Linked DNA regions of Mus musculus: region 1 is linked to region 2. A link is a loop called in an ENCODE intact Hi-C map of the cell type or tissue named here. Cell type or tissue: left cerebral cortex. All regions are shown on one strand. Each heading gives the region's core, and the rest is flanking DNA. Links, peaks and the distances in the headings are about the cores only. Region 1 has its middle 64 kb from the start of Arhgef26. Region 2 has its middle 8.8 kb from the start of Arhgef26.

Region 1 (15,764 bases), core at 9,195-11,694, 56 kb after region 2:
CTGAGTTCTGCTAAGCAGTCACTCCCTGAAACTGATCATCTGTCAGGAAGCTATGCATGGTTAGTGAGGATTGCAAGGAAATCAGTTTTTTTACTTCACTTCCCACTTGTTTCTTCCTTTGCATATGTTAAGTCAAATTATGTCACACACACAAAAAAAAACAAAAAGCAAAAAGTTAACTCCATATTGCCATTTCCTTCCTTCCCCCTCCTTGCCGTTTTTCCTACCCCTCTGTCTGTGCCCTTGTTCCAGAATGTATTATGTAGTTAACATAAAACAACCATTGTTTTCTAGGAGACTGAGAATTCTTAAATGAACTGCACACATACCTCTTCTACACTAGTGAATAATTAACAGTCTGGAAGAAAAAAAAATCTTATCTTTGGTCTAGGAATAGAAAAGAAGGATTTAAATCTTGTGTGGTCTACAGAAAGCAACATCTCTAAAAGGTCCTTAGTCTAGTACATATAAGGTGGGTTTCTTATGTGAGTCTTGGTTTGGACAGCCTGGCACACAAGGGTTGTGCCAGGTGGAGTTTGTCAAAAAGGGCTGTGTTCATGACTTAGTTTTATTGTCTCCATTATCTTAATTATGAAGTAGACCTTCACAGTGACATCTCCAGATAAACACTTTTTCCCTTTCTTGGGGCTTTAGGCATCACAAACAAGCTTAAGAAATAAATAGCTTGACAAGGACGTATAGTGGATAGGCTTTTACAGGTTTTTGTTTTGATTTCTTTTGTTCTGTTGAATGGAAATTCCTGTAATTATTTCTGTCTGCTCCTATAGGACTGTTTACTACTCAATTTTTCTATTTGATGTTTTTCATGGTACTTCCCCAAACACAAAGCAGTGAGCTAGAGAGAGAACTCAGTGGTTAAAAGCACTTGTTTTTGCAAAGAACCTAGGTTCAGCCTGGTACCTACATGGTGGCTCAGTACTGTTTGTAATTCCAGGGCATCTAACTGTGTCTTCTGGAATCCATGGGCACAAGCCATTCACATGACGTCTATACATTCATGCAGGCATACATATAAAATAAAAAGATCTATAATTTTAAACAATAGTTCACGTTCTACAATCTGAGTCCTATCTTCTCAGATACACACACACACACACACACACACACACACACACACACACACGGAGAGGTTAAAATAATTTGTACTTACATTTACTATCTACAATTAAAAAAAAAGCAAATTGGGTTTTGGAGAAAGTACAAAGATTGACTTCTGTGATTCTGAGAACAAACTGTTCAAAACAATTAATCAAATGTTTGAAGTGATTATATTGGCAAGGGCTTGTGATCCAGAAAAACAGGCTGCTATATCCAGGTCTCTCACACAGCTAGACTGATTTATTGCAGAACGACTCCCACAGACGGATGGCTGGACTTAGCTCTCTCTCTAGCACTTGAGTTTTGAGACAGGAGACCTGCAACCACATGTTAGGCTGGTCCAAAAGAAACACTGTCCACACATGGACTGTGCCTAAGTAGGGCCATGGGGGAAAGGTTTGACTAGGCTAACTAGACCTAGTCAACTGAAGGCAGAGAGTGAGTAATAGGTAAGATGGAAATGGAAGGTCACAGTGGTGTGAAACATTAGGTTTGGAAGCTTAGGGCTATAAGCAGGAGGTGAGCTACAAGACATTAGATCAGGGAAGAAATTGGGCCAATGGAATAACTAAGTGGATAGAGAGAGTGTAGTTATCTTGCTTTTCAGTTATATAAATCTGAGAGCTCAAAGAAGCCATTCAGAAAGCCATTCACCTCTATTGAGTGTATTAGTTATTTTTGTGACTCTGTGATAACAAAAGCAACTATGGGGGAAACATTATGGGCTTCGTTTCATAGGACTCATCCCATCACAGTGCAGAAGATGTGGAGAAGCAGTTCTATCTACACCACGGTGGGCTAGGATGGGGAAGGTGGGGAATGTGTGAGTTTGGCTTGTTTCCCACCTCCCCCTTTCCTTTAAATGTATCCTTAGTGTAGGTCCTCCTATTTCAATGAATTCTCTCTGGAACAGTAGTCACAGCCACACATATTAATTCTCTGTGTATTTCCTACCCCAATCAAGTTGATAAAATTGACCATCACAGCAGCTACCAAGTACTAAAAGCCAAAAAAAGAAGTAATCTATTAATGGATTTATAACATACAAAATAGTTTCTTTGGTTAAGTTTTTCCCAACTTATAGTCTACTTGTTGTATATGTGAATTTCATTTGCACCATAGTAGTTGAAGTGAGATTCAAATTTTATTTTTATTTTACTTTGTTTTTACAGTCAACTTCATTAACTCATTAATTAATTAATTCATTCCATTCACATTCTGATCTCTGCTCCCCCTCTTGGTCCTCCCTTCTCCTACTCCCTTCTCTTTTCATCTGAGAGGGTGGGGGTCCCTTCTGGGTATCCCCTGACCTGGGCTCATCACGTCTTTGCAGGGCTAGGTGCATCCTCTCTCATTAAGGCCAGAGAAGGCAGCCCAATTAGGGAAAATATACCACAGACAGGTATCAGCTTTAGGAGCAGCTCCTGCTCCGGTTGCTGGGGGAACCACACGAAGACTGAGCTGTATGTACAGCTGCTACATATGTGCTGGGAGGCATTGGTCCAGCCCTTGGAGGGAAAGGCAGTTTTTATAATATAAGAGAATAATATTATATAGAAGAGAACAGGTCTTGACATGTAAATAGTCATGAGAGAAAATTACTGAACCTTTGTGTTAATTAATCCTTATTTAGAAAAGTAGGCTCGTGCTTTACAAGGTTATTGTGCAGATGTCAATATGTTAAGGCTTCAGAGCACACTGTGTTTGCTCTGTTAACTGTGGTTACTATAACTTTACCATGGCGTCAACTAAACAGTGTGCAAACATTCCTGGGCACACTCTTCTGTGGGTTGTGTAAAAAACAAACACTCCTGTACTCTGCAGTTAATCCTGCTACCCACTCATTTATCAGTCATGAAGATTATACATAGCATTTATTTGGTCATTATGTGATGATACAAGAACTCCCTTCTGAATCTCAAAACATTCATGAGAAAAAAATAATGTTTAGCAAGGGGCAAAAGGAAAATGAAGAGATGGTTATTCTTTGTAATTTCCATCAATATAACAACCTTCACAAATTATGAGTTACTAAAACATGATTTTTCTCTTTAAAATAAACCAAGGGCTTAAAGTACTTGGCTTAATTTTCTAAAATTAAGAACTAGAATATATAAAGTAATATTTAAAAGTCATTTATCACTGTATACAGATATAAGATAATTTCTACCAAGTCATAGATTTTCACAAGATGACATGACAGATGCTATTATTGGGGATGCTGTAAGTAAGACATAAATATTGTTTATAAAAACAACTTTATGTCAACACATTAAACATGACAGCCCAAATATGAGAATGTATAGTGATAAGGACAAACTAGACAGTCATATCAGCTGTGCAAACTATCCAGTACACTTTAAAGCAAAGACAGCATATTTTGCTTGTTATTATTCAGCAGCCAGGAGGAAGTGTTAGCTTGATCTCACTGTTGAGCCAAGGTCATACTTTCTGTTACCTACCGCACAACCAGGGCAAAACACTTTTGGATGAATTAGAATAAAACACATTTTGTGATTTTTCTCTCTTCTAATTTTTAAATATTCACAGTTAATTTTAAAAATACATGTGATATGCATGTGGTAAAACTCCAGGGTCCTTATTGTTAGGGCTTCATTCATATATATATATATATATATATATATATGTTTAATGGATTCTAATAGTTTAGATCTCACTTCAGAATCCTCCCATGCTGAGCTCAGTTGCTCTTAGATATAATGTTCTAATTATATCGAATAATCAGTACATTAATTAATTAATCAGATAATCTAGGTTATCTGAGAAAATGTGCCCTGTTGCTATTTTTTTTTTCTCTTTCTATCCCTCCCAACCTCCTCTCTAAAAATACTTCATAGATCTTCCTCAGATTTAGATAGTGTTGCCTTGATAACCATTCACCAGTCAGAACAGGGAACAGATGGATGTGGATAAGTTAAGTCTGCTAGAACCAATGAGGCTCAGCTCTAAGATTCCAGCCATGGCAAACAGACTCACTCTTTTACACGGAAGCATATGGGCTGGAGTTCTTGCAGTCTCAGAGAAAGCTTGCTGGGGACGAGTTAGGAAACAATGCCAAGAAACAAGAGGCGTTTCATTTATATTGAGTGAATCTTCAGATTCTGAGACAATAAAGTATTTCTGGATTACTCACATATGTAAAGCAAGACTTTCTTTGTAGGTTTACTGTAGTTTGAATTGGGCTTTCATTATTTGCAAACAAAGCTTTCCTGGAAAATATACCGATGGGCTTGCAATGCTGCTTTTACACGACTCAGTTCCATGAGGTGGATGGAAGAGTTACTCAGATGTCTTGTTCTTACATGCACTCTTAGTTCTTTCATGGATCCACTATGTGTAGAAAATGAAAGGCTGAAGGAATTGACCCCAAATTTTGGTGTTAGAGGAAGTAGGTTTAAGTCTTATCTCTGATATTAATTAAATGAATTCTGTAATGCATTCAACCTGTTTATTTGCCTATAAAATGAAGAGGTGAATCTCAATTAACCTGTCTATCTTTCTGCCTGACTGCTTGTCTGTCTGTCTGTCTATTGGCTCCCCTCCTCAATTCATCTAAGAACACTTTCTAAATGAAACTTCTTATAATGTCCATATATAATACATGCTATTGTGATATATTGGAAGATACTGGTTTTCTAACTGTATATCCTTAGTACAGCCAGACAGCTAGCCAAGTACATGCGCTCAACAAGATGCTGCTAAATAATCAAATAAAAAATAGGGATTCTATGTTGCATACCCACCATACAGCCTGGACATTCTTCCCACTATTTGCTTGGGCTTCCACTCTTCTTAGCTATTTCTGAGGTCTCACTAAAGAAGTCCTGGTTAATAGAGTTCAATAACTAAATGATATCTTAGGCCCTTCAGTTCTAATACTTTGTAATGATAATTATGGAATTTTGGTTTATTTAAAAAAACCAGAAATATTATAGGAATATGTTTTCATTTTAATCCTAGGTGTGGAGGTAGGAGGCTTTTGGGGGCAGCCTGCAACAGCTATGTTTTATTCAGCAGAGGTGTGGTTTTGCCAGCTGCAGATAGTTTCTGTAATTGTGTGACATTTGGGATTCTGGGAACTTTTCAGGGGGTAAACAAATGCTAGCACCCTGATAGGTGGGTTGATGGTTGGTGGTCATTCAGGGTGTCTGGTTATTGTAGCTGTAAAATGTTAATCTGCTCTGAGCTCCCAGCAGGTGCACACATGGCTCTGCACCCACCGAAGAGCTCTGGATTCATGAATGAAACACACACACACACACACACACACACACACACACACCCTTTATATTTAATAAACCTTAACTTGCTAAATGGCTGGGCCCTTCCAAATCTCCCCATGGCTAGCACACACTAGTTCTGGTATTCCTGAGTTAATATTTCTAAATCTATGTTTAATCTTTGCTGCCTTGTTTCCTTCTAGGCAGCCCTCCCATGGAGACCACCATGATGGGGAAGCAGAGAGGTCAGATGTCAGAATCCAGCAAAGTAGCTTCAGGGGCCATTTCCCTCAGTTGGGTCTGACATGGTAGAGATGAAATACAGATTTTAAAAGGTGTAAACTCTGGCATGTCAGAAGGGAAAGGAGGTTAGCCACGTGGAGTTAGGGAAAAGCTCAGCCATTGAGCTAGTAGGGCATATTAAAAATAAGGATGCTTCTGTGTGTCTTTTCGTTCATGATTCCAGAGCTCTTGGGTGGACGCAGAGATGTGAGAGCACACACTGGGACAGCTTGTGGCTTGTTAGTAGTCATGCTGAAAGTAGAGATTAGATGTAGGCTCTCTCTCTCTCTCTCTCTCTCTCTCTCTCTCTCTCTCTCCCTCTCTCCCTCTCTCTCTCTCCCTCTCTCTTTCTCTGTCCATCTTTCCTATCTAGTGATGGGGTGAAACTGTGGAATAAAGGGTGGGATAAAGAAGGGTTCACAAAGTAGCAAAAAACAGCTACTAGCAAAGAAGAAACAAGAAAAAAAACAGTTCCTCTCTCTCTCTCTCTCTCTCTCTCTCTCTCTCTCTCTCTCTCTCTCTCTCTCTCTCTCCCCCTCTCCACCCGGTCTCTACTCCATCTTCATTGTCTCCTATCTAGTGATAGGGAGGGAAATGGGGAAGCATAAAGGGAGGGAAAAAAGAAGAACCCACAAAGTAGCAAAGTCGAGCTACAGTAGTCCAATTTAATAATTTTCAGTTGTGACAATGGGGGAGTACCCACTGATTCTGTCATCAAAATTGTGATATGGATATTTTGAAATGATTTTTCTTAATATTTTGTCATATTAATCAACTGACTTATATTAGATATAATTACTATGTAGATATTAATCAATCAGTATTTTATTATTTATTGACACACTATTGATGTACATATGTGTTGGGTGAAAAACTGATGTTGCGGTTTTAAAATATGCCAAATGAACAAATCAGCCTACAAACCCATCCATCATTTCAAAAATATGACATCTCCTGAGAGAATATTTGAGATCTATCCCTTCAGAGACATTTAAATGTACTTTGATGTACAATATTTTACTATCATCTGTAATCACTTTGCTGTTCAACAGATTTTTAAAAATCAAATTAATCCCTCCTACTTAACTGAGGCCCTTTCACAATTTAATGATCATTTCTCAAGTCCCAGTACCAAGTAGATACTTGGAATATTTTCAATTTGTTGGAGAGATGTCTACTTGTCCATGTTTGATGTACTACCACATACAATAGCTAAGTTATGGAAACAAGCATATCTATAATATCTATTGGCAGGTGCATGACAAGAAAGACTGTAGAAGACATACAGAATGTAACACTTTTTAATCATTAAAAGAATCTTGTCATGTAACAGCTTGTGTGGAATTGCAGAACATTAGAGATAAAATCAATCAAACGCTGACAATATTGCACATTGTCACTTATGTGTGGAACATGAAATAAACTTGTAGAAGCAGAAAATGGAATGGTAATGTGTTAGTAAGTGCAGTTACTTGAGATAATATCGCAAGAGAACAGGTTTATTTGGGTTCATGGTTTGTGAAGTTTCATTCTATGATCATATGTACTCAGTCCTATTGGGCCTATGGTGAGGTTGACTACATAGTTAGAGGTAAACCCCTTACTTCAGGGTTAGGAGTCAGTAGGAAGAGAAAATGACTCACAATCTCTTTCAAAAATATTCCCTAGTGACCTAAAAATCTCCCATTAAGTACCACCACTTAGTGTCTATATCTTACCTTTCTATACTTCCACATACTAAAACATGCTACTGTGGGATGTTTAAGACACAAAGTATTTTAGTAGTTAATTATGTTTAAATGCTTCCTATGCTCAGGAACTGTGGTAGTCTAGTTAGAAGAACAGAGGATGTGTGTTCTCCTGAAACTTCCAGTGACTATAAACTGGATTCTTCCCAAACTCTTATGTCTCTAGTTCTACCCTGGTGCTTTGGGTTTCACTTTCAGAGAATCTGATTTTAAAATAAAACATATGTATTCTTAGTGGGTACTATTATTTGCTAAATAACAGCTGATGGAAATAATTTAGTTGTTGTAAAAAGCCTTACTAAGAACATGCCAAGAGCCAGACATGGGACACTTGCTTTAATTCCAGCACTAAGGAGGCAGAAGCAGGCATAAAACAGCTACATAGAGGGACCCTGTCTCATAATAACAAATAAACAAACAAACATGTTCAAAGGAGATTCGGATCTGGTTAGTGCCATATTTTCTTCATGTAGCCAATCATTATGGAGTCATTTCATAAGACTGAGCTTATCATAAGTGTATGGGTAGGACATTTTCCTGTAGGCTTTCAGGAGACAGACTAATTTCACAGTGATGAGCTAGAGCTATATTGGTATATTGTTTATTATTCTTTCTAGGTAGTTTTGGTTGTGTACAAGTATGTGCGCATGCGTATGTATATGACAGAAGTCATCTAGGAAAGGTTATGCCAAGCAAGTGAGTTTCCTGGAGGTGGCCCCCCATTTTACATGGCTGCAATGGGTGTGCTCTGGAGAGGCACAGTCCCAGAGACTTCATCTCAGGATTGCTTCTCACTGGTGATACATCCTTCCTGCTATTATTTCACAGCCTAATGATTCCTGGGCATCAGTCTAACCTATTGGGCAAATTTTCTGCAGATCATAATGAAGATGAACTTTCATGTGTTAATGCTGTTTAGATGAATTAATGACTTCACAGCATTCCTGATTTGGTTCAAATCATTCTAGGAAAAAATTTAAAGATATAGTTTTAGTTGTTTTTCTGGAAAAATGTAATAAGTTATAATCAAGAATAGAATGTCCCACCTCCACATAGAATAGTAAGTAAAGGCTGCATAATAAGGAATACATGAGCTTTCATAAGTGGACTAGAAGAGTGCTTGGGATAGATTTGTGATCAAGGGAACACATTCATTCTAAGTCAGGTCTAAGGATGAGGCCACAAATGTATACTATGATAAAGCAAGGGCATGTGAAACTATTGCTTTGAACTTATAATGAACTTATAGAATGAAACACTGCTTTGAACTTACTATCAACATCCTTCTGTAACTCCCCTTTTGTGTACCATTTCACGTAAGAGGTAGTTTTGTGAAGAACTTTTGTCTGAGTAGGTATAAATTGTCAGAGAAAAGAAATAAAGTGTTGCTTTTGGGGCTCTGCCTCATCCACCAAATATGTAATACATATGTGTCTAGGTATATGTGTATGTATGTAAGTATACATGAACATTTGTGGATTTGATGAAACATGTGGTGGGCCCAGCCAACATTTGTGCCTGTGTGTCTATGTGTGTGCTTGACTTTCTCCCTTTCTTCCTTTTCTTTTCTCTCTGGCTCACAGAAAAAGTTAACCAATTTTGAGCCAGAGAGAAAAGTTCTCAAATAACTAAGCATTTTTTTTTCTTAATCCCCTGCTGCTATCAGCAGGCATTAAATTGCCAGAAGTCAGCATCCAGTAGCTTTTGGCCACAGAATAACAAAGAGTTAAAGAGGTTAAAAATTGCCAAAAGTAAGCAGCTTTTGGTGACACAATTGCCTATAGAAATTGCGAAAGGTAAACAAGCTTTGGCCATAATTGCTGACTCTATAACTCCTTTTGTGTTGCCTGCCTCAGTACCTGGATGTTGTGACTAACCCCAGGTGTGTGTGTGTGTGTGTGTGTGTGTGTGTGTGTGTGTGTGTGTGTGTGTACACCGGTGAACTTGCAGAATAGCTTGTGTTTGGAAGAAGATCTGAAGAAAATAAAGACTTAAGCCTCCTGGAAGAATGGATTGCATAGAAACTATGTAGAAAGGAAGTACTTGAAGCACTGAATTGTAGAAACTGTAAAAAATTGCCAAGCAAACACATAAAACATACCATTTCCTCTTCTCTTTTGTTCGCTCTCTTCTCTTCTTCCTTTTCTCTTCTCTGTTATTTTTCCGTTTTTCTTTTCTTTTCTTTTCTTTTCTTTTCTTTTCTTTTCTTTTCTTTTCTTTTCTCTTCTTTTCTTTTTTTAAAGATAGAGTCTGGCTGTCCTGGAACTCACTATGTGGACCACACTGGCCTGGACCTCACAGAGATCTGCATGCTACTGTCTCCCATGTCCTGGGATTTAAGGTGTGTGCCACTGTGGGCAGCTTTGAAACATACTATTTTGATCACAGTTTAATTTTTATATGTGGTAAAATTAATGTACTTATGTGACTTTGAAATTAAATAAAGAAAGAAACAAACAATACAACCTACTCTGTCTACTTGACTTGAAGGATGGGAATCAGTGTTTTAGGTTAGGTGATTTTTCAGAGGCCTTCTTGTTAGATCTATTTTTAGTATTTAAATTTACCTGGAAATTAATAATCAAATACAACTGAAAACTCATCGAAAGTGCGGTTGGGAGATCTTTGAAAGCTGCTCCATGTGCTTTAAGGCTAAGCTCAGCTGATATTTCTTCAAGAGGGCTTCTATGATGTTGTGTTTGTTAATCAGAAGACATGCAAAGTAGTCACTATCACATTATTTACTGTTTCTAATAGTAAATTCTTCTGTCATCAGTGGCAACCTCACAGAGGCTGGATTTTTCATTATTTTTTTCCTCAGTCAGGCCAAGCTCCATGTTTTGGCATCCCAGATGATCATAAAATGTTAGTTATAGCTTTGTTTTCTTTCCCTAGCCCTGTAACAAGAAATTAGCACCTGATCTTTTTATCATCAGGCTGATTATAAGAACTAATCACTATATTTTTTTCCACAAATGCATCATTACAAATAGCAGTTCCAATGTGCAAGCTCTGAAACCAAATCAGGAAAGGGCACCATGAATGGGTGGCAAAAATTCATGATGTTTTGATTTCAAATACTTTCCATTATTCTGTTTTTTTTTTTCATTTATTAAAGGGAACCTTTTCACATTTCAGTTCTAGGAGAGATTAAAGATATCCAATCTAATTATGCAACCTGCTGGCAAGTGCGATCTAAATGGGAAACACGTTGCTGGTTGTAGTTCACAGTTGCCACTGGAAACAGAGACAAGTGTGGAAAATTGCAAAGCAAGGCTGAGTCCTGGCATTGTCGTGCCTCTGGGAAGGCACTTTCTGAGTCTGCTTTTTCTTTCCTGTCTTTTTTGTATTCAGGGTGTGTGTATGTGTGCACTGCAGTTTCTGCAATGAGTTAGAACTACAAATGAAAGTATCAAGGTGAAAATACATGAAAAGATAAAGGAAAGCTTTAAAGGTGACACAAAATCGGTGGACAAAAGACAATGTGTAGTAGAATCTGAAGTATTTTCTGCAGATAAAATATAAGTCACCTGATGTTAGCAAACACCAGGTATCACAGCATTAAAAAAAAAAATCTCTCCAATTTCCTTGGAAGCTGCTCAAGCTACGGCTTTTGTCATCCTTGTCTCCACCAAGTTATATTCAGGTAAGGAAACAGTCCTAGGTCTCTGTGGGAAATAAGGGGTTAAATTATTTGTTTTCATTTTAGGTTACAAGATAAAACCTTTCTTTCTAAAAATGAATTTATGGATTATTTTGAACTATAGACTGGGTTTATATGACAACTCTAAAACACTTTGGATTTGAGGGGAGGGTGGGGTGTGTGTGGAGATAGTGTGCGGAACATCAAAACACACAGAACAGTTTGAGGGAAGTAAAAACACTTAGACACAAACATAGCCAGCATGTTCTTTCACTTTCATGCTTTCTGCAAGTTTCTATGTGCCTTTTCTGACTAGAGTCTCTACAGCGGAAGGATGAGTAGTCAAACCTCTGCGAGACAGCTCTTTCTACAAGAAACTGAGCTCTGTGCTAATACCTCTGTCCATGAGCACTTAACCTAGCAGTTCTCAACCTGGGGATGCAACCCCTTTGGAGGATACATATCAGAAATCCAGAATTCCGTATTTTACGTTATGGTTCTTAACAGTAGAATATTACAGTTATAAAATAGCGATGAAATAATTAAATGGCTGAGGATCACCACAACATGAAGAATTATATTAAAGTGTCGAATCTTGAGAATCACTGCCTTAAGTGTTCCTCTAGGCAGCTCTCTTGAGTTGCTTACCTTCCCACAGGGCCTAAGCTAATGCAAAGCTGTAGATGGTGAGAGTTCTTTCACTTTTGGGACCTGGAGTACTTTGATTTATCATGCTTTCAGGCTGGGTCTGTCCAAGGCATTTCTTGAAAAGTTGTGATTTGCACAAATCTTGAAATCATTAAATTTGGTGTCTACATTCTAATTCATATCCTTTCTCTTGTACTATGATGCTCCTCATAGACCTCCCAAGCAGGAATCTGCCCACACAATACACACACAAAATAAACATAAATAAATAATTATAACTAAAGAAAAAAAGAGGAAAGAAAAGAGCCCAGATTTGTTGGGCACGTATTATTTGTTCACTAATTATATCTTCTTTTTTAAGCTTACAATTATCTATATGCCATTCTGAAAATGGGATACAGGGAGGGTCTAAGAAATAGAATCACTGGTTTGAGGAAGCATAGCTGCTAAGTAATACGATCCATTCCTCAGAGGATCTCTTGTAAATAGTCAAAGATCTTGGATCTTTGATCTTTTTGCTTCCACCTTCATGCTGGTACATATTCCACCACATCTTTTACACAGTGCTAGTGGTCCACCCAGATCTTTGTCACGAGTACAGGAAAGCACTCCATGAACTGTGTTTCAGCTTTAGTCTTTCTTTTTAAATAAGCTTTAAAATTTTATTTCATTTTATTTCAAGTGTATTGGTGTCAGATCCCCTGGAATGGGAGTTATAGAGAGTTGTGAGCTGCCATGCAGGTACTGAAGACTGAACCCAGGTCCTCTGGAAAAGGAGCCAGTGTTCTTAACCACTGATCCTTCTCTGAATCTTTGCTGGGATCCAGCCTAGACTATTTGTTTTTAAGGCTGCCATTTGGCATGGAGACATTTGGATTGCCCAGGCTGTATTCTTAGAGAGGACACTCAATTTGAGGAGATCATTGTTTAGTATTGGTGTTGTATGTTCGTGTGTGCCTATGTCTGCCATAGTCAGAATGTGGAGGTCAAGGGACAACTTTCTTTCTTTCTTTTTTTTTTTAATACTTTTTATTAGGTATTTTCCTCATTTACATTTCCAATGCTATCCCAAAAGTCCCCCATACCCTCCCACCCACTCCCCTACCCACCCACTCCCACTTTTTGGCCCTGGCGTTCCCCTGTACTGGGGCATATGAAGTTTGCAAGTCCAATGGGCCTCTCTTTCCAGTGATGGCCGACTAGGCCATCTTTTGATACATATGCAGCTAGAGTCAAGAGCTCTGGGGTACTGGTTAGTTCATATTGTTCTTCCACCTATAGGGTTGCAGACCCCTTTAGCTCCTTGGGTACTTTCTCTAGCTCCTCCATTGGGGGCCCTGTGATCCATGCAATAGCTGACTGTGGGCATCCACTTATGTGAATGGATTCAAGGACTTGAACTTGGTAGGTCAAGGTTTTCACAGCAAGTGCTTTTAACCCACTGGACCATTCTGCTGACCCAGCAGGATTACTTCTGGCTGTTTTCATTCACTCACATAACTGTTCCCTTATCTAGGCATCTGTCTTCACCCCATTTAGCTAATGTCTCTTGATCATATACCACTTATAAGCACAGTGCTGGGAATTCAATTCTAAGCAAAAGTAGATATAGTTCTGTTTACATGGTTCATGTAGCTGACTGAAAGTCAAGATTATCAATCTCCTCAGTGGAGCTAAAATGAGAAATGAGGTAACTGACGGAGTGACACACTGCTACTACAGTGCATACTGGGTAAAGAAAGGAGCAGGAAACATTTCTCCCAGATATGTGGTCTGGAAAAAAAAAAGATGTAGAATTATGTTGCCAGAGTGGAAGAATGTGTTAGAAGATCTTTCAAACTGAGGAAACTAAGAAGGCTCAGTGTCTCCCTAGTCATAGGGGCAATTGGAAAACACAGAGAAAGGGCAGGACTAAAAAAGGCTTTGCATATTCATGTGAGGATTCTGACCAGGATCAAGAGGTGACAGAAACCTTTACAGTCTCTTGTGAAGTGTTGATTTAGGAATATTTTTAAGGGTTACTTTGGCTATGGAGTTGAAGACATGAGTATCCAGATGGGAGCAAGGTGAGAATTGAAGTCCTGGCCTGGGGAGGGGCTTGGGGGTCAGTGAGTAAATACTAGCAGGTAGAGGTGAGAGATTTCCCAAGGTAGAGTGTGAATGAAAAGACTCAGGGAATGTAGAATTTTCTACATTCGTGGGTTAGGGGAGAAACACTGGAAAAGGGCTCCTGTTAGAAAGAACCAAGTCAGTTGTGGGAAACTTTAGTTTGATACATTTCATTTGAGTCTTAATAAATACATTGCTTCCCAAGTTGTTTATGATTAAAGTATTTTTTTTATCACAATTGAGAAGTAAACTTATACAGCAAAGAAGAGCAAGGACAACCATCTGTATTACTTGGGGGTCAGATACTATAGGACCCTCTGATGAGTAACCTGAGAGGATATACCCACACATCCAACACTGAACTTTTGTTGGGCAACCTGTGCCTTCAAGAAGGAGCATTATCCCTATATAGGACTGCTCCATTTAAAGACACAGGCACACACATATAACTATTAGGTTTCCTATGGCTTTCTCAAACATTCTTGGTGTTATTTGGCTTCTTCCTTCCCTTTCTACTGCCCTATCCTTACTGCTTTACCCTCCTGATAGAAGATTCATATCTTGGAAAGTTTTAGCAACTAAAGTAAAACCTTGAAACTGATTTTAAATGAGAATTTTACATTCTGCTGAGTCAAAACATTAATAATAAACTAATTCTGAACTTAACAGTTACATCTCTCTCTTCTAACTCATTTCTGATTCTTTAAACTGAATGAAGTTAAAGACTTAATTCTTATCTGGCTTCAAGTTCTTTGGTTGTCATGTTGTCCTTTATATTTCCTGCCTTGTACCTGTCAATTATAAGAAACATGTGCTCTGGAATTTGGGACTTAATTAACAATTATAGTTTTCTTTTGCTATTTTGGGTTTTGGTTTCTTGTTTTCCTTTTAAACTGTCTGTTATTGCTCTGGGTTCATTGTGAATACACAAGTACCCTTAAAAGTGGTAGTGTTCTGGATCCTTTTGTTTTATTATTCCCTTAGAAATGGCCTCTCTTTTCATTTGCTGGTCTGCAGCTTATGGCTTCTTTTTGAATACTCTCTATCTGTTGGCAGTTAGTTCAACATGTGTTGTCTAAGGGGCTTCATTTTATTTACTTTGTGATAGGAAAGTAATCACTGTTTCCGTCTGAACTGCAAAAGTCCCCTGTTCAGTAACAGCTGTAGCATCATGATTATCCTGTCTGTTGCCTGGTCTCTATGTGCAGAAACCTTGAAGTGAATTTAGCTGTGTTAGAAGCAATGTTGCAGAGGTTATATGGAAAATAAAGATTAGATATGTACCTAGGACTTTATAGAAATAGACCTTAAAACTGGATTGAGAATTTAGAACCTGACAGATTTCAACCCTCATGTTACTAGTTTATTTTATACTGTTCTACACCACATTATACTGTTTGGTGGTTTGAATATGCTTTGCTCATGGAAAGTGGCACTATTAGGAGGTGTGGCCTTGTTGGAATAGGCGTGACATTGTTAGAGGAAGTGTGTCATTGTGGAAGCAGGCTTTGATGTCTACTAGTGCTCAAGCTCTGGCCAGTGAGGAAGAGAACCTCCTCCTAGTTGCCTGTAGAACAGTATCCTGCTGCCTTTGTATCAAGATGTAGAACTCTTTGGTCCTTCAGCACCATGTATGTCTGCATGATACCATGCTTCCTGCCATGATTATAATGGACTAACCCTTGGAAACTGTAAGCTAGACTCAATTAAATGTTTGCCTTTATAATAATTACCTATATAATAATTGTGGTGTCTCTTCATAGCAATGGAAACCACAATTCAGATACAGTGCACTATTCTATTTTATTTATGCTAAATTATGGTCTTACCAAATTATCCTGGTAATTATTATCTTGATAAGACTTTATATAAAAGTGAAAGTCCATAGACTCATGTTAACCTATACAAAATGGGAACAAAATAATTGATGAATTTGGGTGGAAAATTACCCTCTTGGTTTAGCAGTTCTATTCC
Region 2 (17,187 bases), core at 9,002-11,501:
ACTCATCTGCTTGCAATAATGTGTGGACTACAGACAGATTTGCTTGTATGCACTCAGAGGAGACTGAGAGGCCAGGTGGACTATGACTCTACATGTCCTAATGTCCTAATCTTTGTGCCCTGTATGTTTGAAAGTCACACAGTAAAAGTAAACAAAATACAAAATATTTATTAGTGTGTAGTTGTGTACAATATAAATTGAAAATCTGTATGTAGAATAAAATATCGAACAAGAAGTAAATTCCAAATCCTTATTAGAGATTAAGAGGCTGGGCCTACCCCTTCAATCTAGTCTTTTTTCACTAGCTTTATCTAGTCAAGCCAAGTCCACAGTCTTAGAGCCTTCAAGTTTATTTCTTGGCCTTCTGGTTTGTCACTTCATTGGAATTACCCCCGATTTCCCCAACCACCTGATCTCTTTCTTTTTCACATTAACCGAAATTTGTAAATCTGAATGCTTAGTTATATGTCTGTGTATTAGTGCTTAATCTATTCTGCCTTTGCATTGTAGTTTTGAAGAGGGCAGGGGTTATATTTGTGACTCATGCACACAGTAAGTGATAAATATCTGTGGAGTTTGGAAGTAGATGAATAAGAGAAATGAACTGGGCCAGTGATATCTTTTAGATGTTGGTTGCCAAGTTGGCTATGTCTTGGTGAAATTCCAGGTATGTACGACCTGAGAAGACATGATTTTGGTTGATGAGATCTGTAGAATTGGTTGTTAGCAAGACACAGGGCAGGCTCCAAGTGTTCAAAGTTCATGTGAGTGCCCACTGTTTAAAGCCATGCTTCTTTCTGCTTTGGGTGGCAAAAGGAAGGGTGGTTCTTTATGTTTTTCTATAATTACCAAAGTGACACAGTGAAGGTCTTTGATCTCAGAAACTTTTTTGAACTCGAACAAATGGAATCAAAATGTATATCGAAATCATTTTTGAGAAGATTTACTAACAATTTCATACGGAAATAAGTGGATTCTATGTTCATCTATGGAGCCTTGCTGTAGGGGATTTTCATATCAATAATATTAGTTTTATATAATAAATTTAACTTCAGAAAGTTGTGGAGATTTATAAGTGGCAGGTTTAACGTGGATCAGAGTGCAGTCTGTGATCAAAGTTTAAAGACTTCGAGAATGGCCTGAGAAGTTAATGTCCCTGTAGGTCACATGGGTTCTTGAGCTGTGGTGACTTGTGATGAAGAAGTCACAGTCTGCTCACCTCCGTCCTGAGCAACAGCCTACTCCCCAAACAGCATCGAAACAACAAACTAAGGAAAATTGGCAAGCACACAGACTGTGTATTTTAGCCTCCATTTAATCTATTATATATTTTCAAATCTAAGGCGTAGTCAGTTGGTTGCTGTGCTGGCTAGTCTTATATCATCTTTAATATACAACCTAGAGTTATCTGAATGGAGAGAACCTTAATTGAGAAAAGGCCTCTGTAAGGTCCAGCAGAAAGGCATTTTCTTCATGATTGATGGGGGAAGGCCCAGCCCATTGTGGGCAATGCCATCCTGGAACTGGTGGTTCTGGGAAGCAGCACCCCTCCGCAGCCTCTGCATCTGCATCAGCTCCTGACTCCAGGACACTGCCCTGTTTGAGTTGTTGTCCTGGCTTCCCTTGGTGATGAACAGTGACATGGAAGTATAAGCCAAATAAACCTTTTCCTCCCCAACTAGCTTTTTTGGCATAGGATTTTGTCACAGTAATAGAAACCGTAACTACAATATATGAATTGCAAAGCTAGTTAATTAAAATATGACACAATGCAGCATCATAAGGAATTCTTTATACTTACTGAAAAGATATTTTTTAGATTAGCTTAGTCAAAATTTTTTCTTTTGTGCACATATACAAAGTGTAAAATATAAGCAGAGTGAATTGGTTGAGGTTTATACTATTGCTTTAGAATACTTTTGTTTTCACACAGCTACTAATATGCATGGTTTTCCCCTAAAAAAGAGCACCAATAGTACAATATTTCTCCTTTTTTTTTTTTTTACATTTTCTAGTTCAGTGGATTTATTTAACACAAATCTAAAATTTTACTATATTTTAGCTATACAGAATAGCCCATTTAATTCTATTTTGTAGAATTTATTTAAGTTATTTATTTCTTTTAATTTTATTTTGTTTATTTTCATTCCAGTCATTGCCACTCCCCCCACCTCTACCCCCACCCTCCCATCCCACCCCGCCTGCCCCAGTCTCTCCTCCTACAATTCCTGATCCCATTCCTCCTCCCCCTTGCCTCCAAGAGGGTGCTCCTCAGCCACCAGGCCTCCTGCTTCCCTGGGGCAAGTCTCTGGAGAATTAAGCATGTTTTCTCCCACAGAGGCCAGACCAGGCAGACCTATGCTGTCTCAATATGTGCCAGGGGCCTAGGACCAGCCCATGCAAGCTCTTGGTTGGTGGCTCAGTCTCCAGGAGCTCCCTGGGATCCTGGTTAGTTGAGACTGAGACTGCTGGTCTTCCTATGGGGTCTCCCTCCCCTTCAGCTTCTCCAATCCTTCCCCTAATTCAACCACAGGAGTCTCCAACTTCAGTCCAATGGTTGGGTATAAGTATCTGTGTCTGTCTCAGCTGCTGGTAGGGTTTCTCAGAGGTCATCCATCCAGTCTCCCATCTGCAAGCATATCAGAGTATCAGTAATAGTGTCAGACCTTGGTGAGTGCCTGGTGTGGGTGTGGTGGCACACACCTTTAATCCCAGCACTGGGAAGGTAGAGGCATGTGGATCTCTGTGAGTTCAAGGTCAGCCTGGAACACAGAGCAAGTTCCAGGACAATCAGGTACACAGAGAAAGAATGTGTGCAAAAAGTGAAACCAAGACAATATTTCTTATGAACATGTTATAGTTCAGTGTCTGGTATTTCCTTTCTAGCCACTAATAGCCATATTGTAATTCTTTAATTCAATATAATTACATGGATCTCTCTCTCTCTCTCTCTCTCTCTCTCTCTCTCTGTGTGTATGTGTGTGTGTGTGTGTGTGTGTGTATTCTCATCACAGTAACTTGGCCAATTACTGCTTTCAAGAAACATTCCAATTTCAGAGAAGTTGAAAAGCAGGACTAAATACTCTTTAAAATTGAAATGAACGGGTACATTGAGCAATGGACTTTGCTGGTATACTCAAAAGCCATATTGAATTAATGGAATAGTCAATGGTATACCACAGGACATATTTCTGCATTTACTTTTAATGTGCTTGGCACAATAATTTAGCTAATATAAAGGGAGTATGTTGATTGGACTTATTACCTTTGCTACTATATCCGTGCACCTTTTATTGGATTTAGATATTCTTTCCACAAATAGTTATTTAATGCAGTTAATAGTGAAGCAATGGGCCAGGCCTACTTGAAGACTATAGCTTGTCTCAAGTACCTAAAACATTAAAATGAGCACAGAAGACACTCAAATTGAGAGATCTGAGAAGCTCCTTGGTCTATAGAGACATCGGTTAAGAGGACATAACAAGGCCAAATTATTTCAAGGTAGAAAAGAATTAATGGCCTCTAAAAGAGATGTTCCAGTGTGGATACACTGTGGGACAAGGACTAGACTACCTACATTTCTTAAGTGCCAACTATATTAATCTACTGAACAGATATGGTAGATGAATTCTGTTTTCAGCTTCAAAGATGTATAGGGCAGCCAAGTGTGGCTGCTTCACAGAGACGGAAAGGGAAGATTTGGGCATGTTTCCCAGGGAAGACAAAGGAGCATACTCTCCCTCTTTGCTCCTTTACTGAAGAGCCTGAGGATGCCCTCTAGATAGCTGCAGCACACACCTACAGAATTGCAGAAGCAGCCACGTGAGAGTCTGCCAGTCTGTCCTAGTGGACAATACCATACACAGGCGCTGTGGATTAAGGAGTGAGCTAAGTGTGTGTTGGGGCTTGGAGGGATAGACTAAAGTCTCAGTGCCATTCACAATCCTAGTGTTAACAATTCCAGTTTAAGAATTTAGAGATTCTTGTTGGAAGTTGACTGTCAGTAGAAAGTGGCTATCATCTCTGCAGCCATCTCGGGCTATTTACTTACAGGTGTTACTTTTCCACCCTGATGAGAGACTTGATGTTTTTGCAAGAAGGCCACCACAGCTGAACACTCTGATAACATCTTGGTTTTTCTTCTACACATTCTGGACCTCCAGCTGCACTACCCGTCGTGTGCATATATACCCATAGTTGCCTTCTAATAAACGAGACTTGAGACTCCAAACTTAAGATTTGAGACTCCAAACTTAAGACTTGATCCTTGATCCTTGACAGCCTGTGTTGTCTCCATTTTTAGAGTCTCTTGCCCCTCAGTCCCCACTCTCTCTCTTGCAGACTCCGTTGACTGACCTGCAGACCAAGTCAGATTCTAGTCCTTTTGAGGTGGACCATCTCTGAAACGCTGAGCATAGCAGTAAGACATGCATATCTTGGGCATTTTGTAATGCGTGTTGAGTTCTAGGCACGCCTGAAGATATACAAGATCCCTCTGACGTCCTCCCTCTGTGCACAAGTAAACATTTGTTTGCCCAGTATATAAAATCCTATGTTCCTTGGGTTTTCTGTCTACTCACTGTCAAGGGCTTCTTGCAGTTTGGATACTGACAGTCTCAAGGAAAAGGCAGGCTTGCCCTTCTGATTTCCAATTCTCTGACTAGGACTTTTCTGATACAAATAAAAATCAGACATGATATCTGGTTAGTAACAATATCAATTTAGGTTTACCAAGATAAAGATCCCACAGTTACAATTGGTAGGGAGGCTCTACAGCATGGCCTATCAGGAAAAGGAACGTGCAAAACCGTTTTCCAATGGACCAGCAGTATAGTGGTTTCAGTGCATGTGGGGAGAAGACCACGCCTTTGGCCCTCTTTCTTTCCTTTCTGCCCAGTGACATGGACTCGGCCAAGGACAACTTGATTGTTCAGAGGTGCTTAGGGTTCAGTTATGATCCTTGGGGAAGTAATAGAAACCTCTGTATTCTCTTTCTCATTTCCCCCTCCCACCCCCTTTCCCCCAGAAGATGCTGTAGACATGAGTTCAGTGGGATGGTCCCTTCCTACTCTTGACTCCATGGGTCTGATTTAGTCAATGTGGTAAGACAACTGCCTGACTCCAGGGACACAACCAAACTAGAAAGAGCAGCATGGTTGAGGAGGAGGCTGTGTGAAACTTGGACAAGAAGGGGAGCTCTTCCTGCCTTCTTCAGTATTGTGAAAGAATTAGTGCTAGAAGGCAAGGACCAGGCCTAGGTCATCACTCATCCAACTTTATGCAGAATCCTTTAGCTGAGTAGTCAGAACTCAGCTGTTGTGAATAGTCTCATCACACCCTGGCTAAGGGACAAAAATTTACATGTAGGCCTCTTTAGACCTTTTTTTTTTTTTTTTTTTTTTAACAACAAGAACTTCCCCAGTTGTTGGATAAAATCTGCCCACAGAAAGTATAGGGAATGAGAAGTAACAGCCACATATAACTTCTGCCTCTGGTTTACTCCCTGAGTAAGGGTTTATGAAGGGAAGGAGGGTAGAGTTGCCATGGTTAGCAAACTGGTGGTACTGTTTTGTTTAAAATGCTTTTCTTACCTCTTTCTGTGCCCCAGGAAAGGGTAGCCCCATCTATCTCCCTCTTCCTTATATTTGGATTGGAATGGGAAAATAACTGTCTTTGTACTGATAAGGCAGTATCATGCCTAAGCATTGTTCCTTCTTTGACCAGATTGCTAATAGATGTCCCTGCTTTGCCTGCATCGGTTACAAGTTCCTGCCCTCATCCGAGGTCCTGAGCAGAATCACAAAGACTGAAGCAGGGATGGGCTTGGCCCTGATTTATTTTCTGCATGCCTTTCTGTATGTATCTTTCTTGTTCTATGAAGAATTATTTGGATTGTGTGAACTGATTCAGGATACATAACCCAGAGAGCTAAGGAAACCATAGAGCTTTGGCCTTAATAGTATTGCCGCCTTTTCAGAATTTTTCTCCTCAGACTTATGTTTACAGATTGCTTTTCAATCTAAGAATTATGAAAACTTTTTTCTTAAAAAGTAAAGTTCAGTGGAAACTAAAGCAATTTAGGGTTATCTTTCTTTGCCCTGGATTTTTAGGTAAACATATTCTTCTAAGAGACTGTGTGGAAGGGGGGCTTTCATTTGGAATCTGGTCTATTTCCTAACACTATGTTAGAAATGGAATGAGAGTGAGGAAGAAATGCCATGATCCGTGGTTCATTCAATCTTCCTTCAAAGAGGGAACTGAGACATGACTTCTGTTTTGGGGTGGTTATTTTGTTTGTTTTGTGTTGGTGTGTTTTTGTTTTTGTTGTCTTCTCCTTCACAAGGAGGAGAAGGTAGGAAGGACTTTTGGGTAATAGTTCCTGTTATTTCCCTCTTTGGTCTATTTTGGTTTAGGATTTGGTTCTGGTTTTTGTCCTACCAGCACCAATAAGGCACTAGACTCTAATCTGTATAGATATAAGGTGGGCTCAGTCTAGCAGGTACCAGAAGGGCAAACTAATTTTAAGGAGATAATGGCCCCTACTACAGTTGACAATGGTTAGACACTCTCCCTTTCTCTAGTATCTTACTTAGTATTAGTTACTTACACAGTTTAGCATCACCTCGGGTATAATAAATAAATAAAAGGAATCTCAATTGAATGATTGCTTTTATTGGGTTGGTGTGTGGACATATCTGTGGGAGATTGTCTTGATTGCTAATTGATATAAGAAGGCCTAGTCCATTGTGACCAGTACTATTCCCTGGGGTATGATCTTCAGTCATATTGAGGAAACTAGATAAAAATAAAATGGAGGGAGCCAGCAAACAACATTCCTTCATGGTTTATGCTTCAAGCTCTGGCCCTGATTTTCCCAAGTGATGGGGCTGTGACCTGGAAGTGTAATCAGAACCAACTTTCTTCTCCTAAGCTGCTTTTTGTGGTGATGTTTTGATCAGAAACAGAAAGGATCCAGGTGGTGGTGGCACAGGCCTTTAATCTCAGCACTTGGGAAGGCAGAGGCAGGCAGATCAAGTCCAGCCTGGTCTACAGAGTGAGATCCAGAACAGGCAGGGCTACACACAGGGAAAATGTGTGGAAAAACAAACAAGCAAAAACAGAACAACAAACAAAAGAGGAGGAGGAGAAGGAGGAGGACACAGAAATGAGCTGGACCACTTACCTTCCATCCCTTAGCAACAGAATCCCTATCCTCTCCTTTTAAATTTGCTGCACCAATCACCCTGTAATCCTATTAACTGCTGAGTGAGGGTATGAAGAAAGGATTCTCTCACCTTCCTCTGGTTTGAGGACTTTTTTTTCTCCATGCATTTCTACCATTCCCTGGCCAGAAGTTACCTCTAAGCATCATTGCATGCTGGTATCCTTGAGGAATAGGTCAGGGTTAGTATGAAAGTCACCACTGTTTTTAGGTTGGAAGGTTTTCTTTCTTTCTTTCTTTCTTTCTTTCTTTCTTTCTTTCTTTCTTTCTTTTTATCATTATTGTCATCATCTTTATCATTATTGACATAAACAATCCATCCTACATATAAACCCTTGGGGGTCCCTTTGTCCTCAAGGCAACCCATAAAAATAAACTGTATCTCTCCATCTTTAAATAGAAATAACTTTCTCCTGTGTTTTGAACAGCAAATCATGGTAATAAAATCTGTTATTTCTAAATACAAGAAACGGGGAAGAGTTAGGTCAGAAATAGAAAAGGCTAGAATTCATGGAAGTAGTCTCAGAGGATTCTTTTTCTTTTTTTCTTTCCTTTTTGTAATTCATTTATTTATATCCCAAATACAGCCCACCTCCTGGTACCCCTGTCACAAAGTCCCTTACCCCTCCCATCTTCATCAAGTCTCTAGGCATCATCTCCCACTAAGGCTAGATAAGGCAGCCCTATTGGAATTCACAGACAGGCGCCAACTTTAGGGACAGCCCCCCCAACTCCAGTCATTGGGATACCCACATGGAGATTGAGCTGCAGGGTCTTCAATGGCCACATCTAGGAAAATTTGCAGGCAGATTTGATCAGCAGGGCTGGGTTCCTTTGTTCCCAGTGTCCAAAAGTTGCAGCATCCGTTTGGATGGTCCACAACCGTCATAAAGATGATTGACATTTGACACTAAAGATCTCCAGTGCCTTTCTGTTTTGAGGAGATGTTAACTTATTCAGAGAGAGTAAGAGCTCAGAGAACCCTCTAAGTTTATGTGACTAGCAGCCCCAGTCAGGTTTGTGTGTTGTTCTTGAATTTCAAGGATGAGATAAGCATTTTAAAGCCTTCTCTCTTCACTGGGTTCCAGTCTGAGCACACAAGATGGAAGAACAGGCTCTTCATCTCTTTTAATAATTACTTGCCTGGGGTCTTGTTTTATTTACTTAAACACTTTATCAGTAGATATTAACTATACTTAATGGGTATGATTATGGAATCTTCATACACACAAACATAATGTATTTTAATCTTATCAAGTCCTTTTTACTCTCTTGTCTGCCTCCCACTTCCACTGGTACCCTACCTCTTCCCATCCATTCCCCCTCTACTGTCACGTCTTCTTTAGAGGTGACCCAAAATGAGTTTAAGTAAGGTTGCTTCCTGGAACCTGGGTAAAGGGTTATTTACAGACATATGGACCAGTGGTTCTACCATGGGAGAAAATGTCTCTCCTTCCCCAGACACGGTTAATTGTATATAAATCCTTACAGAGTGGCTCAGATTTATGAACTTCTCTATCCTTCATGAAAGAATGCTGAAAATCCCAGTCCCTGCCGGTCTTGTGAAGGTAACTCTAGCTGTTTTGAAGCCATGGCCAAAATATGTGGTGAACAAAATGGTTAACAATGCTTCACACACTTCCTCCAGCTCATGTGTTCTTTCTACCCCTTCTTCTGCCTTGTTCCCTGAGCATCACAGGGTGTGAAGTAAATGTTCTAGTTAGGGCTCAGTTTTCTTCAATCACTTATTTTCATTATTTGGACCAGTTATGTGTCTTTAAGGCAACTGACAAAAAGGAAAAAGAAAACTTCACTCCAGCCAAAGTTGACAGTGTGTTTAATCTATAGTAAGACACCTATGTAGTAAAAATTGGTATTATACAAAAGTAAAAGCAAAACAAAACAACAACAAAACCAAAACCAAAACCTTCCTTAGTAGTTTCTTGCATGGCCCTAGAGGGGCATCTACTCTCAGCAATATTCTCTAGTTTACGGATGCAATAAACATATTATGGTAGATGCAACAAGCACATAGATCCCACATATTTGAAGCACAAACCATGACCCACTGTATTAGTCAGAGTTTTCTAAAGGAACAGAACTAATAGAATAATACATATACACACATATACATACATATACTTACACATATACCTATAAATATGCATACATACACATAATTCAATTCCATATATATAATTTATTAGACTGGCTTGTAGGATGTGGTCCAGGTAGCTCAGCAATGGCTGTCTCATGACAGGAAGGCTGAAAATCCACTAGTTCTTCAGCCATGAGGCTGGATATCTCAGCAGTCCCAATAATATGCTACATAAAGGAAAAATGTGAAATTTCTTGAGGTTTCATCTTTTCTATAATTCATTGTTGTATTCCTTCTATGCCCAGGGTATCGGGGTAGGTAAAGTCGTAGAATAAGTAAATTAATAATCATAAATAAAATGACAAAACCTGAACATCTTTTTGAACACAACTTGGGTTTGGTGTAATGTTGATATACTTAACATAGAGTCATAACAATGAAATTACACACAAATATCCTCTGGGCAGGCCTGGTCCTTTCTGTGGATATTTTCTAATGGATGCTAGCATCAATGTCATTTTTCTTTTGGTGATGATTTACCAGTGGCTTTTCACTTCATTCTCTGAGCTTTGTTGTATTCTAAATTTTCTCTGGATTAATGAAACAGTGTGTAGAGTCACAACTCTTGTTTCATGAACTTTGATAAGTAATTTGAACAAAAGTGCATCTGAATAAGCCACACTGTTCCTTTGTGTGAAGAGTTCTGTTTGCAAAAGAACTCAAGATAAGCCAAATTCTGTTCGAACATTCCATTTTCCAAGTAAAATTATATCAAGAATCAGGTGGGGATACTTAAGACTGGTCGGTATTTTCAAGTTTTCTCCTGCCCAGAACTGTTTGGAAGAAATCCAGTCTTACCTATCTTAAAAATCCAGTAGGGGAAAAAAAAATAGCTGAAATAAACTGAACCCCATGATTATTTAGCTCTGTGTTCACCAAGGTGTTTGGGTATTTGATACAAAACAAAAGCTTTTTTAGGCATACTTTTCAAACTCTGTTTTGCCACTGACTTTTTACTGTACGAAAAGAGTAGTTAGTACCAGAGTAAAACCTTCTGTGTTATACACATCCAGGCTTGCTACTAAGCTACTCTCGCCCAGCAGTGGCAATCAAGTTTGAAAAATGCTTTCCCAATGGAGACCTGCCACCTAGCAACCACTTTGAAATGCTCAAGACAACTCAAAATGCCCAGTTTTGAAACTGATGGGCTGTTGTAGGGACCAAAGCCATTAAAGAAAAGGCACTTTGTTTTTAGGGGCAAAGAAATGCAGATTAGGGGGATTGTTTAATTGCTCAACTGATTTTGTAGTAATGTTGGCAGATAAAATACAGATGAAAAGTTACATCAGATGAAATACATTAAAAAGTACTCTCACTGTTAACATGAAATTCAAATTTAACTGGGAATACCATATTCCCATTCATTAAACCTGGCAATCCTATTTCAGAGAGACTTTTGTAGTCAGGTGTATAGGGATGTTTGTAAAAACCTGTATTACATATATTGATTCAATTCTTCTAGGGCCACTGGGCTCAGGACACCTGTCTTGGAACACGGTCACTGGGCCTTTGAAGGAACCTGAAGCATGAGTATGGATACAACAGAAGCTTGCAGATGAGCATAAGAAATCACTCCAGGGTTGGTACTCAGGAAAGCCAAACTGGGTAGAGGACAGGAAAAGAGAAGTGTTGGGCCCACAAGGTCTGTGGTACCCTTCAAGGTGAAATGGTTTGTAATAAGGCAAGAGATATTTGCTCAGAAATATGGGAGGGGGTGGAAGTCACAGGAAATCAGTAGTTACTTTCTTTTGAAGAGGGAGGAGAAGGTTGAGAAGTTGAGATCTTTGCAAATATGTTCCCTCTGAAACTTTGGCTGAGGTGGGAGAGGTGACTCCTGTGATCAGCTGGAGGGCATTACATTGCCACCTAAGGCACCTCACCAATCCTCAGCCTGCTTGCATGGGTATGTGGTGTCCTCTTTGGATCAGACAGGCTTAGTCAAGTCTTTCTCTCCCAGCTGCTCCTGCTCCAGTTCTGAACTGGAGAAAGTCTATCATTTTATTCTCAGTTTGGCATTTTCCTCATGGTCGGCAGCCATGCTTGGCTAACTGAATCCTGCAGTGCAAAATACTTAAAGCACTGAATATACATAGAATCTCTGAAGGATGTAGCTAGCTGGGAAGGGTTGATTAAAGGGATAAGTTGGAGAAAAGTGAGATATATTTATGGCACAATATTCTGTGTAATTGTCCTTATTTATTTTACTATGTGTGCATGTCAGTGGCATACTATATTTAATAAGAATTTAAGTTTAATCACTATGCATAGACAAATTCAGCCCAGAAATCTGACTCAAATTTAATCTATGTATATCTTTGTTTTAAAACAACTAATTATGATAATAAATTTTATAGTAGGCCTAGATCTGACATTTAAAAAGCTTTCTGGAAAATGTGTTGCTTTAATCAGTGACAAATCAAGAACATTCACAAAATCTTTCTGTGCATCTTCTGGGTGTTTCCTCTGATTTTTGTGCCAGGTTGTGGTTGTTTTATTTATCCAGATATTTAAAATTTAAAGTAAGAGTCACAGATGTATGTAATTTAAAAATATGTGTGAAATAAAAGGCCTTATTAAGCATTCCCTTGGAACTAGCAGTAGAAACATCATTGTCTCTTTATTAATTGGGCATCTCTAGGCATTAGAGTAAGTCTAAGCTCATATCATCATTATAAAATGACTTCAAGCATTATGTATATTTATACTATAGAATAATGCATAATAGTGCATTCCTCTCACTGAAATAACCAATTTCTCTGCCTATTAACATAAGAGTCATGCGTTAACTGTGGAATAAAATTTTCATTATGGATATACTTTCTAAAATACTAACACCAAAAAGAATCAGCAAGCATGCAACAGAATGGGAGAATGTTTTATATAAATATAAATGGCAAAGGTCTAGGATCTAGACATATAAAGAACACAGTCCAATCCTTGAGGAGCGCTTGGGAAGACAATGGAACGCACGCATATAGAAGTAAATTCTGATGGTTCTAAAGCATTCACATAGTGTTTAATATCATTAGCCATCAGAGGAACAAAAATTAAAACCACATGTGCCAATAGCTGCCAAAGATATTGTTATAGTCACACAATGTTAAATATTACTCATTTCCCTGAATACGGGGTCTTGTTCTTTAAAATAGATCTGATGTCCAGATTGGATGAGAGCAAAGAATTGGAGAATATTTGCGAAGATACCTTACAGGGGCTACAGAACAAAGCAAATGTTCCTTGGTTCACAAGGGCAGAGATCTCAAAGTCAAGTGAACATACAGATGGGTGCAAAGCATTTCAAGGCACTCATACCTGTTTCCTATACCTGGGATGTCTTAGTCCTTTACAAGTTCAAGGCCAGGACCCATAAAGATGCAGGTAAGTGCATCCAGGTGTCTTTGGGGCACTTGTCCTTAGCCCTGATCTTGAGGAAATGATAATGTGAACCATTTCATAGGCACATGGTGTTCCATCAAAGAAGCCTTTCAAGTGAGTAAAGATATTGATACTACCTAGTTAGGGATGTTAAAGGAGTTGTAGAAGAAAGACTGGAAAGCCTCACTTTCTTAGGATAAATAGAATTAAAATAAGTTTCTGTCCAAAGCTCTGGTATGTGTTTGGGGTATATTTTTTCACATATATTTCATGCATTGTTTTATCCTGTGTGTGTGTGTGTGTGTGTGTGTGTGTTTAAACTCGATATTTACTTGAGGTGTTTAGGAAAGTAATCTTTGCTCACCATATAGTTTGAAGATATTTCCAGTTATTCTGACTATATTTGTGTATTCAGTGTTACACCACACATACATTGAAGTTGGTATTTTTAATGTCATATTTTGAAAGGCTTATTATATTCTAATTATGGGGGGAGAACTACCCAGAGTATTTTCTTGGTTATGAATAGTTAGAGGAAATATTTTACCATTCGTACTATAGCTGTTATAGGAAGGACCTTTTGTCAATTATTTTCCTGCTGCTATGATAAAATACTCTGACAAAAGCAGCTTGGGGAAGGAAGGGTCTATCTTGGCTCAGAGTTAATGGATGAATTCATGGCATCCTGAGCTTGAGGGACTGATTATATTGCATCCACAGTGAGACAAACAGAGGCTTGTACTTAGCTGGCATCCTCCTCTTTTATTCCAGACAGTATCCAGAACCATAGAACGAGGCCATCTATTTTAGAGTATGTCTTCCTACCCCAATGAGCCTAATAAGATAGTAATGCCTCCTAGGTATGTCCAGAGACTAGCCTGATATAGATAATCATCACAATGCCTGTGGCTTGTTTCCTAGGTAACTCCTGTCACTATTAATCATAAAAACCCTCAAGAGCTGTTCTTTCCCATCCTTTCTTTTCACAGTCAGTGCACAAATCACTGCCACTGTTGCCACCTCCTTGGGCATTGCTGACTGATCTGTACCAGGAGACTAGGAAAGCCTTGACATATCCCTTATACTCTGAGATTGTTTCAGTAACTTAATATTCTGCGTTTTTTAAACTGGAAAACTTCACAGTAAAAATGTAGTGACCAAGGATTACTGGAGAACACTGCTTGAATTTGCTTTCTTGCTTGAGAATTTCATATTAGGGCTTCAGTATTTAGATCAAATGTATACAGATGTGTCTGAAAGGTTACATTTCCATGTATGTACATGTGAAAATCTTAGGGTGATTTCTTCAATTATTCTCCACCTTTGTTTTGGAACAAGGTCTCTAACTGAACTTGGAGCTTGATCATTTGTGTAGACTGTCTGGGCAGCAAGACCCACAGACCTGCCTGTCACCATCCCTCCAGTGCTGAGGTTATAGGCAAGTGTTGCCAACCAGCTTTTTATATGGATGCAGGAGATTTGACCTCAGGTCTTTGTGTTTGAGTCACAAGCTCCTTATCCACTGAGAATCCCTCCAGGTCCCAAATATTTATTATCTTATTATTTAAGGATTGTGCACTTACATATTTACCTCAGATATACATCTATATTGTTATTTATTTTGTTCCTCTATGATTGCAATGGTTTTTCTAAGTTTATTTCATGATTCAACAACTGACCAACATTTGAGAAAGATATTTCTCTTTTGTTTTAATTGTGGAAGATGTATAGGACCAAGACGTTTTCTTTCTCTTTAGTGAATTAACAAGCCCTTTTCAAATGCCTTTTAATTGTTTTAAAAAATTAATTTAATTCACCACTCTGTGTATCTTTCTGTTTGAATAATGGCATGTTTTCTGGGTTCAGGGATATTCAATTATAAATATAAGTTTCTTATCTTCTGTTCCTAGTTTCAAAGTTTTACGCTCCTCTAAGATCTAGAGGCCTCTTGAACAACCTTCTGAGTCACCAACTTTATTGTCTATTACATGACAATGGGGCTTTACTTATTTCTACCTTGTTTTGATATTTGTTATTTTCTTTTAAATATATATAAAACTGCTTCTACCATCTGACGTTTTCAAACATTTTTACAAAGCTCACACCTCCTAAAGAGGCTGTATTTAGAATATACAAATGATATAAAATGTAAAGAAATTTTTGAATGGATATATAATTTGAACATTTTTATCAGAAAACGATATAGGAGTGGAAAATTAGCACAGACAAATTAATACACACCACTATTTTATACAAAAATATTATTAAAACTGTCAAAATAAATAAAATAAATAAAACTTATAAATAAAATCTAATGAAAATGAATACATATCAACTGCCAATTAAAAATTTTTAGAACCTGACAATATCAAGTGTTATGACAAGGTTATAAGTGACTGAAACTATAGTAACCTTTTGATGGTGTTTGGCAATCAAAACAAATCCTATGTCCCAAGGACACTTGAGAATTTAATCAAAAGTAACAAAAAATACAAAAAATACTAAAAAGATCTATGAGTGAAAGTTCACAAAAGCTTTATTTATAGAAGCTCTGGGCAAGAGAAAGAGAGACTGACTCAAAAACCTCAAAAATACCATCTAGTTTAGTAGGTGGGTAGATAAACAAGTTACAGTGCATTCATACCATGAAACCGAACAAGTTATTTAATGATATAAAATATGGGGAACAAAATCTCAAGCCATTATATTAAAACAACAACAACAACAACAACAATGTAATCCATAAGGATTTATCGATGATAAAGGTAAATCTATGAGATGGCAGGACAGTGTGGGCTGGTGGAGATGTCCTTGTTCACTATGGTGCTTACACAGCTGCATATACTTCTCCAAAATTCATGGAGAACATGATTTATACTCTGCGACTTAAAACTCAAACTTACTTAAATTGAAGATAAAAATAATTTGATAGTTACTATTTCAGGTGTTCAATTTTTTTTTGTCTAACTCAGGAATATATATTTCTTTTATTAAAACAATTCCCCTTTCACTCTCACTGAGACCATGAACAAGAGTTGCTTGGAGTACATTTTCTTCCTGGAAAATTAGTTGTGATTCTTCAGAATAATCTTTTTCTTTTAGACTTTTCTTCTTCTTGTTTGACTATTGAAGTTTTATTCTAGTTTTGTGAATTCAAGATTGGAGTTTGCCATTTAAAAATTGCATTAAACTATTTAATAAAAGGGAAAATGAGTTTTCCATTTTCTGCTTTATGAGGAAATTCAGCTGGCAGTGCAGATAAGTCTGGGAGGCTGACTTTGGATATGCTTATGTCCTACTCGGAATTCACAACTTGTTGCCTTGTGTAGTGGCGGGCCACTCTCCCAAAGTTCAGTTGTTGCCACATTGAGAGTGTGATGAGCCCAGTGGACAGGCAGATGCAAAACCAGGACATTGTCTAGGATAATGGTGCATACTCATGAGTACATTGGGGCAGAAGGTAGCTGGACTATGCAAACTGCTTCAGTTAGTCTGCAGAAGCTTGGGAAATGCAACAGATGGCTTTTAGCTTGTTTATTACTACTGTGGAGAAATGTGTGCTTAACATTATCCGAGGGAGATTCTGGCTTTAAGAGAATCTGGAAACCTGAATTTTAATGGAAAAAAAAAACCTCACAATTTACAAACTTGTGTGCATAATTCAAAAATTTTAAATATTTTATGGGTCAACAGTATGCGGTTCTAACAAAATCATCTGTGTCCTTCCTGCCAGGCTCATCTTTCCCCTGAGAACTGGTCCAGAGTGGTCTAGATATTCAGATGGGATGCTGGGAGGCTAAAGTGTACTTATGTATTACTAGGATTGATGTTATGAAGTACTCAGCAGCTTCCTCGACAAAGTGGCAATTTTTGAGGCTATCAGAGATATTTTCTAAATTCATGTTGTAGTTCTACCCTTTATATCTTCTCTTCTCCTTCCCAGATGTGTATTAGCCATGTAACTTGTGTGTGGGGGAGACATTTCCCACTCCCACTTCCAGTGTCTCTCCCTCATTCATTTTAACACACATTAACTCTAGTATAGCACACTCATCAACAGTGTAGAACACACAATTTACATGACTTTACAGGGCTGGCTTTCCAGATTATAAGAGAGAATATAATTAACCCACCTGTCATACTAATTTTCAAATAAGAAAATTAAATTTAAATAGCGCTTTCCTGTGGCCCGATGTATAGCACCATCCATATTAGAAGCAGATCTGTTATTCTGTACCTTCTATTTTAGCCCAGTAATATTCTAGCTACTTCTCTACTGCTATGACAAAACATTGTGACCAAGCAATTTAAGGAAACAAAGTGTTTATTTCAGTGTACCAGCTATTGTCTATTATTGAGGGAATTCAGGGTAGAAACTCTTCCTGACGCCTTTGGATTGCTGCCTTTGAGTGTAGAACATTTAGATTCTTCT

Evidence for each region. Hi-C counts contacts between places; a loop is a spot of excess contacts. Peaks named below come from ENCODE experiments on the same cell type or tissue, not always from the same donor. Only the 100,000 strongest peaks of a DNase experiment are listed, where the experiment ranks them.
Region 1: it touches region 2 in a loop (2.5-fold over the local background); 2 of 42 quality-filtered maps call a loop at or near these places.

What each region holds. Positions count from the first base shown.
Region 1 is chr3:62,266,805-62,282,568 of GRCm38, reverse strand. No RefSeq gene overlaps it. Among named protein-coding and RNA genes, the nearest start is that of Arhgef26, 64 kb to the left of the region's middle. In left cerebral cortex, for the core only: no CTCF peak of the experiment used is centred there; a DNase peak (open chromatin) is centred at 10,645; H3K27ac peaks cover 684 bases.
Region 2 is chr3:62,321,390-62,338,576 of GRCm38, reverse strand. No RefSeq gene overlaps it. Among named protein-coding and RNA genes, the nearest start is that of Arhgef26, 8.8 kb to the left of the region's middle. In left cerebral cortex, for the core only: no CTCF peak of the experiment used is centred there; a DNase peak (open chromatin) is centred at 10,474; H3K27ac peaks cover 773 bases.